Regions from separate parts of the Mus musculus genome. Here region 1 is linked to region 2. The links are chromatin contacts, found by Hi-C or POLR2A ChIA-PET in ENCODE. All regions are on one chromosome and are shown on one strand. Each heading gives the region's core, a stretch centred on a gene start or an enhancer-like site at or near the end of the contact. The rest is flanking DNA. Distances are from core to core; before and after follow the strand shown. Region 1 holds the start of Wdr24 (WD repeat domain 24). Region 2 holds the start of Haghl (hydroxyacylglutathione hydrolase-like).

What was found. A loop is a pair of places that touch in the nucleus more often than their neighbours do. ChIA-PET counts read pairs that join two places held with the same protein, here RNA polymerase II (POLR2A).
Region 1: a loop to region 2 is called in a map of left cerebral cortex, with 4 times the contacts of the local background. The contact joins the promoter of Wdr24 here to the promoter of Haghl in region 2. A Hi-C loop is called at or near these places in 2 of 37 maps with a recorded cell type or tissue (heart and left cerebral cortex). POLR2A ChIA-PET finds 5 or more read pairs at or near these places in 4 of 5 experiments (Patski and embryonic stem cell).

The regions. Positions count from the first base shown.
Region 1 is chr17:25,821,642-25,825,522 of GRCm38, reverse strand. It overlaps Wdr24 (WD repeat domain 24), which reads right to left and starts at 1,896. Exons shown (of 9, transcript NM_173741.3): 1 at 837-1,896. The coding sequence starts at 1,317.
Region 2 is chr17:25,784,132-25,788,083 of GRCm38, reverse strand. Haghl (hydroxyacylglutathione hydrolase-like) reads left to right here and starts at 2,498. Exons shown (of 9, transcript NM_001271433.1): 1 at 2,498-2,656; 2 at 2,890-3,080; 3 at 3,359-3,423; 4 at 3,512-3,629; 5 at 3,716-3,824; 6 at 3,906-3,952. The coding sequence starts at 2,976. It overlaps Ccdc78 (coiled-coil domain containing 78), which reads right to left and starts at 1,504. Exons shown (of 13, transcript NM_001165929.1): 1 at 1,379-1,504; 2 at 1,106-1,222; 3 at 931-1,017; 4 at 590-706; 5 at 244-332; 6 at 53-131. The coding sequence starts at 1,468.

The DNA of each region.
Region 1 (3,881 bases), core at 647-3,146, 38 kb before region 2:
CCACCAAAATCTGCCTAGGCCAGAGTATGCCAGGTAGTTTCAGTGCAGACTCCCAGCCTCAGTTCCCTAGATTCTGCACAGGCAAAGCTGCAGACCTGCCTCAGAAGGCTATGTGTGAGCACTGGAGGCACAGGAGCTCACCCTCGTTGGCTGTCTATATGTCCCAGGCCAAGGCTTGTGGAAGACCCAACGAATGGAAGAGGAGGCTCCTCGTGCTCTGCTCAATGCCCTGCCAGCTGCCTAGTTAGCCTCGAAGGACCGAAGAGCTCAGAGACCATACCCACCTTAAAAGATCGCCAAACAAGGAGCCTGCGGGTACAGTGTCCAGTGCTTTTCCCTGCCACAGACAGCTCAAGGTCTGTTGTAACCCCCAAATTCTCCAGGCCCCAAGGCTCTGCCTGCGCATCATTTGGTCTCATTAAAGATCTGAGAGAGGGGAATGAGGGCTGAATGCAGACAGCTTGGCCTGCCATGAAAGGGGCGCTGTGTACTCCCCACCTCACTCTGAGTCCCGGTCTGAGTCCTGAAGACACAAGGCTCCGCCACTCACTACGGTGTGTCTGAAGGCTCCGCCTTCCCTATTAGCCACACCCACCACCCAGTCTCAATTTCCACTGGTCTGACCTCCTGCCTCGCCCCCCCCCCCACCCCAACAGCAGTGTTGGGCTTATCCTTCTCAGGGGGCCAACCGTTCCCATTTCCACCACTCTTTCTGGGCTGTTCCGCCTCTGAGGGTCCATCTGAGGGCCTCTGATGGACACACATTTCAGCCTGCCTGTCAGGTCTAACACCTACAGAGATCCAGATGTACCCCCAACTTCCTCTGTGGGCCTCACCAGAGAAGGTGCTGACAGAGTCCTTCCTTCGGAGGTCAAAGCACTTCATGAAGCCATCCTGAGAGCCACTGAGCAGCACATGGGCCTCGGTGGGATGGAAACAGACTTTGTTCACTGTGCGCTTGTGTTCTGTGAACAGCTGATCCTGCTTGTTGCGGGATGGCCGACCTAGGTTCCATGTAACCACCACACCATTGGTGGCTGCTGTGGCCAGCAGATTCTCATCCATCTGGTGCCAGACCACATCAGCACAGCTCAGGTTGAGCGAGGGCTTCCTACCCACACGTAAATTCAGCTTCTCTACGAACTGCTCCTCCTCAATGGCATAAATCTTGAAGATGCTTCGGCCTGCCACGACAACCTGGGCAGCGTCGCGGCACACGCTGATGGCATTAGCTGGCGCGTCCAGATGGCAGTGCATGGTTCGGCCCGTCAGAGCACTGCCGCTCAGGGCTGTGCTAACTCGGGACATCTTTTCCATGTCTGCACAGGTATCAGAGGCAGGAGGAGGTCAGTGAAGTGTGCTGACCTGGTCAGCCATGGTGTCCTAACAATTCAGGTTCAGTCTCCTCTCGAACCTTCGGCCTGAGATGGTCCATCAGCCAGTCGTTATCTTAGGAAGGTTCACATTCATTGGAGTTCTCCAGAAGGCTCCAGAGCTAACCTGAGGTTCGTCAGCACCATATCTGACGTCTCCCGATTCTATGTGGTTAATTCTCCATCAGTGAGATCCTGGGGGCGGGGAGTGGCTCCTGACTTCACAGCCCCATGCCTCCGAGGATTGCGGGGCTTCCAAGAGGAAAAACAACCGAGTGGAAAGGGCAGAGAAGCTAGATGGGTATGGACTGAGTTCATACACCTTGGAATGCAGAAGAGAGGCTACAGCAATAAGTGCAGGTGTCTAATTGCACCGTGCAGCGGCAACTGAGGGACCAGAACCAGGTGCTAGAAAAGCCTCTGCCCCGTCGCACGCCAGTCATTTACCGAAAGCACAGAGTGGTCTTCAGCTACAGTACCGGAAGAGACTCACCTACTGCCCGCCCATTACCGGAAGTAGTCCTTTCTTATTCTCACTTCGCCGGAAGTGAGTGACAACTCGTCTTTCACACCATAAGAGTTCCGTGTCTGCGAACAGCGCTTCTGCAGAGCAAACGGACCAGAATTGGGCTCCCTGGTTTTAACTTGGTTATATATGTCCGCTATTGATCGTTTGGTTAGGGTTTCTGTTTTGTTTTGTTTTGTTTTGTTTTGTTTTATGGTTCTGGAAATCGAGCCCGAGAGACAAGTTCTCTACCAACTAGGCTATGTTTATTTTAATCTCAATATCTTAATACCAGTACTTAAACCTTTCCTCCGGTCTTGGAGAAGTAATTTTCTTTTTCTTTTTTTCTTTCTTTCTTTTCTTTTCTTTTTTCTTTTTCTTTTTTTTTTCTTTTTTGGTTTTTTGTTTTTTGTTTGTTTGTTTTTGTTGTTTTGTTTTGTTTTTTGTTTTTCGAGACAGGGTTTCTTTGTACATCCCTGGCTGTACTGGAATTCACTCTGTAGACCAGGCTGGCCTCGAACTCAGAAATCCGTACTGGGATTAAAGGCGTGCACCACCACTGCCCGGCGAGGAGAAATTTTCTAAGGAGACCTTGAGTTCCACCACTCTGCCACAGTGCCACTTCCCCTACGGAAGCACTAGCAGCCTGGTGCCTTTTCTACTCTAGGTCATTATTTCACTGTGTATAGGTCTCAGAGACCTGACCCTGACCTTTCTGGCTCATCTGCAGCTCTACCTTTCTTGGCTCCTCCTTTCTCAGCTTGTTTCTATCCCAGCTTCCTTCCCTCTGAGTATTTTCCTTCTTCTTTCACAGTTCATCAGCTGTGTTATAAAACCATGGCTTCTACCTATGGCTTCTACCCCTGCAGAAGGTGTCTCCTTTACACATAGGTAGGCACTTAGCTCAAATGCCTACCATCTTAGGCCATCCTTGCCACCCCAGTCTAATGTCTCCTTTGTCTACTGTGGTTTGTATGATTACACCTGTTTTGGTACTTTCAGAGCCTGACAACCAGTCATCAGTGGCTTAGTAGATTTAGTCTCCATTGTAAGAAATCAGTGTTGGCTGAGGAGCCTCAAGACCAAGTTCTCAGCATAAAGAAAGATTGTTTGCCCCAAAGGGACAAAGGCTAGGCAATAGGGACAGACAGCAGATAGAGGGTCAGGGAGGAGAGGGAGTAGGGATATTTGACCAGAGGGGATAAAGAACTGCCTCTGGATAGAAAGGAGACAGACATGGCCTATAGACAAATGACACTTTATGACTTTATAAGTGTAAGAGGGAGAAACACCATGTTAGAATGAGGTATTTAATTTTGATTAGACAGGTTAATTAAGTGAACCCATGGGGGCTTTTGATTGCTGGACCTCAATACTTTGATAGCTGGGCCTTCATCGCCAGCCTCAGGAGTAGAAGTGGCCAAATAAGGGAACATACCATGGTGGCTAGCTCTAGGAATATAATCTAAGGTTTTTAGCAAGACAGAAGGCATTGCAGAGAAGGACAAAGCTGGCTAGCAGTCCTCCCTTCAGCACTTGCCCTTTCTCTTGAGGTGGACACAATAGTCTTGATCTTCTAGCAGTCTGTGATTATTTATTTATTTAATCTTTATTTGAGTGTGTGCACATGTAAATGCAAAAATGTGCCTGTGTGAGTTTTTATTTGTACCAATGTGTGTTCAGGTTCCCTAGGCGGCCAGAGAACATCATATCCCTAAAGCTAGAGTTACTGGGCAGCTTAAAGGCATCTGACGTGAGTGCTGGGAAACTGACCCCAGGTCTTCTGTAGGAACAGTAGATTCTTTGCACTACCGAGCCATCTATCCAGCATCACTGGATTATTTTAGAACATCACAATCCCTCACTTAGTGACCCCGTGCAGAAGATAAGGCTCATTTCTGCTCTTGGATAGCAAGATCCTAGATCCTTGTTTTCTTTTTCTTTTTTTTTCTTTTTTCTTTTTTTTTCTTTTTTCTTTTTCTTTTTCTTTTTCTTTTTTTTTC
Region 2 (3,952 bases), core at 1,249-3,748:
TAGGACTCCCACCTGCCAGAAGCTGAGGCTCACGGGGTGGGTAAAGCCTCACCATGGCTTGGGAAGCCAGTTGCTGACCAGTTGTCCTGGCTTCCTCTCGGGCTCCCTGCAACTGCTGGCTTAGGACTCCCCTGTGAACACAGTGCAGGCTCAGCTAGGCCAGGGTGAGGTCATCCGTCATCCCCTAAAGAAGGATCTCTCCGACCACTGGGCTCTGCTTGTTGTAGGTGAGGTGAAACTCACACTTGTGTCTCCAGTGCCTGCTGCCTGGCTCTGTGATGCTCCAGAAGCCATTTCAGTTCCTCCTGCAGCTTCTGCTGGCCTCCTGGAGGCTGCAGGGTGAAAAAGACAGCCACCAGACTCACCGCAGGCCCCTGTGCTAGGTGGCTGTGCATTGACGATCTTCATGCTGCTCAGGCTCAGAGAGCCTGCCTTTCGCAGGCTGAACCTTCGTGGACAGATGGGAAGAGAGGGGAGGGGAGGGAGCAGCAGACACCCGTTTTACTGTCCCTGTGCAGGTTCTCAGCCCAGTCAATACTCATGGTAACTTAAGAATCTGTGGTATTTAGGCCTGGGGTTCTCCACTCACCTCTAATGGTGGCACCTGGTGTTGCCCCAGATTGGCCATTGGTTGGACTTTATGTCCCTGGCAGGCACCATTTCCATGCAGTTCTAGCTCTAGCACCCGACTTTCCAGTCGAAGAATCTGTGGAGATCCAGGGTAACCTGGGGTCCCGCTAACTGCCGGACCACCTGGAGCAAGTAGATACTCACCTGGACACATGCAGGAGCACATAGACAGGAGCCAGGTAGAGGTCCACAGACACAAAAGTATAGGCTCACTCTCAGGCACCTGAACCCCTAATGGCGCTTGTCCCAGGTGTGTACTCTGTTCCTGAATGAACACACATAGCTCGCTTGGCTACTCACTTCCCTCCTCAGCTCAAAGACTTCAGCTTCATGCTGTTCGCGCAGGTGGTGGGTTGCAATCTGCAGATCAACTAGCTCCTTAGAAATCTGTGGGTAACCAGGGTGAGAGATGCTGCCAGTGGCTTCTTAGGCTCTTGGCTCCTACCACAACCCTACAGCCCTACATCACATCCACCTGCAACCGCTGTTCTTCACTCAGCTCCAGATGTGTCTGATGCTCTGTCTCCAGGCTAGTGGCCCAGGCTAGGTGCCCAGAAGCACTTGGCAGCCAGTCCTCAGCTCCTGGAGCAACCTGAGAAGGTACCACCACACCACACCTAGGCCTCCTGAGCCAGGACAGCCCCTTCCCTGGGCAGGAACAGACACAGGATCCAGGGACTTAATCCCTTCCAGTCATTTAAGAAAAGGAAGGACTCCAAGAAAACATCAGTGTCTTGGGAGGACTCACGTTCTCTGCAACTCGAAGTGGGACCCCTGGCTTGGGGTCTGGAGATGCCACATACTCCATAGAGGAAAGAAGTTCTGGCCTCTGATCCATCTGATAGTGGCTTGCTTCCTGACTCTTGCTGGAAGTGTTGTCAGTGTTGCCAAGGCCTCTGTTGATCTTAGAGACTACCTCTCCTGCCTACACGGAAGGGCAAGGCAGTGTAGTGGTTAGGAAGAGTGGTATCCACAAATGGCATCCTTTCTCCTCATGGCAAAAACAGACAAGAGCTCTCTTTCTTGCAGGCCGGCTGGATCAAGGAGTGCATGACAGCGGCCAAACCTGTATCTGCAGTTGCAGACACTATTTGTCTTTATATGGGATGCCATATAAGGATGTTGTCCCTTAGGGATTTGTAACTATTTCCAGTGGTGTTCTCAACCTTCCTAATGCTGAGACCCTTTAATACAGTTCCTCATGTGGAGGCCTCCAACCATAAAATTTTTTTCATTGCTATTTCAAATTGTAATTTTGATACTGTTGTGAAATGTAATGTAAGTATCTGTGTTTTCCAATGGTCTTAAGCAATCCCTCCCAATTTTTTTTTTTTCCAGCGCTGAGGACTGAACCCAGGGCCTTGCGCTTGCTAGGAGCAAGCGCCCTACAACTGAGATAAATCCCCAACCCCCCAGTTTTTTTTTTAAAGACTTATTTATTATATATAAGTACACTAGCTATCTTCAGATACATCAGAAGAAGGCATCAGATTTCATTACAGATGGCTGTGAGCTACCATGTGGTTTCTGACCTCAAAGACCTCTGGAAGAGCAGTCAGTGCTCTTAATCGCTGAGCCATCTCTCCAGCCCCAATCCCTTTCACTTTTTTAGGTGTCTTGACCCATAGGTTGAGAATCACTCTATATCTTCCTGTGTCAGTTGAACTCACACTAACAAGAGAACGAGCTGGACACACACCATCACCCTCTGTGAGAAGTGGGCATAATCATGGGTAGTGGACCGCGGGAGCTAGCTCAGCCTGGAAACCAGAAAGGCTAACTTTAGGAGGTGCTCTTGCCTGAGGTTGAATTGGAGCATGCGCACTGTGCCACTGTGCTCAACCGGTGCGTGAGGTCCCTTCTGCGCATGCGCAGTTCCAGCCGTCGTCCATCAGGTCTCCGCAGTACTCTTTCAGGATCGCGACAGGGAAGTGGTGATGTCGCGGTGGGCAGCGGCCACACTCCAGGACTAGATCGGCGGCTCTTGTGCGAGTGAGGGGAACAGCAGGGAACGAGGTCCACCCAGGTCTGGTATCCTAGTGCAGTTAAGAGAGGCGGGGTCTGCTGAGGAAGGCGGGGCCTACTGTACCAGGAGCGGAGCTGGAAGGAATCCGCATTGCAGTGTAGCTTTTGGGGAAGTTGAAGCTGGGACAATGGGCAGGGTCTGAGGTGAGCAGGGCAGGCAGCCCCTGAGTCTTGGAGCTTGGAACTGAAGCAGTTCCTCTGGAAAGTGGAGCAACTCTTCCTTTGTGCTCCCAGTGTGTGTGTGGCTGACCCGGCTCGTGCAACTCAGGAGAAGGGATTCACTAGGTTGAAAAAGTGCAGACTGGCTGAGGTCTGCGACCATGAAGGTCAAAGTCATCCCGGTACTTGAAGACAACTACATGTACCTGATCATTGAGGAACACACGCGGGAGGCCGTAGCTATAGACGTGGCTGTGGCCGAGAGGGTGAGGACAAAGGATGCCATCAGGGGACTCCCGGAGCAGACCGGACCCCCTTATTTTTCAAGTCATTTGATATATTATCTTTGGGATCCCCTGAAGTATGACTACTTTGATGTTTGAAGTTCCCCAGTTATTGTAATTGTCTGCCCGATCTCTCCCCTAACCTTTGCTGCCCTGGGTCCAGGGCCTGCCTATGGAATTAAGTATCTGCACTAGTGCGCAAGTATGGGGTGGGTGGCCCACCTGGACGTCTGCAGCACTCTTAACTTAATTCTTCCCAGTTGCTGGAGATTGCGGGTCGCGAGGGAGTGTCTCTGACCATGGTGCTGTCCACCCATCATCACTGGTAAGTAAAGAGGGTGTGTGCTGAGCCCTAAAGCAGACTCTTCCATTAGCACGCTGACTTGACCAGTCAGTCTACCACACTTTCACAGGGACCACACACGTGGAAATGCGGAGCTGGCACACATTCTGCCAGGATTGGCTGTCTTGGGAGCAGATGAGCGCATTTGCGCTCTAACCCGAAGGCTGGAACATGGAGAAGGGCTTCAGGTGAGCATGTACGCAGAAGGGGTGGGGAGGGGCCTGGTCCGGTCCTGCCCAGTGGCCCTCACAGGTCTAATGCCTCACCATCACAGTTTGGGGCCATCCACGTGCGATGCCTCTTGACGCCAGGCCACACCTCTGGCCACATGAGCTACTTCCTGTGGGAGGATGACTGCCCGGACTCACCAGCCCTCTTCTCTGGTACCGTGCAGCCTGGATTCATCTACCTACCCAATTCCACTGTGCCCTCCCTACCCCCATCTGACCCTCTCTGCTCCCTAGGGGATGCTCTGTCAGTGGCAGGCTGTGGCTGGCACCTGGAGGACACT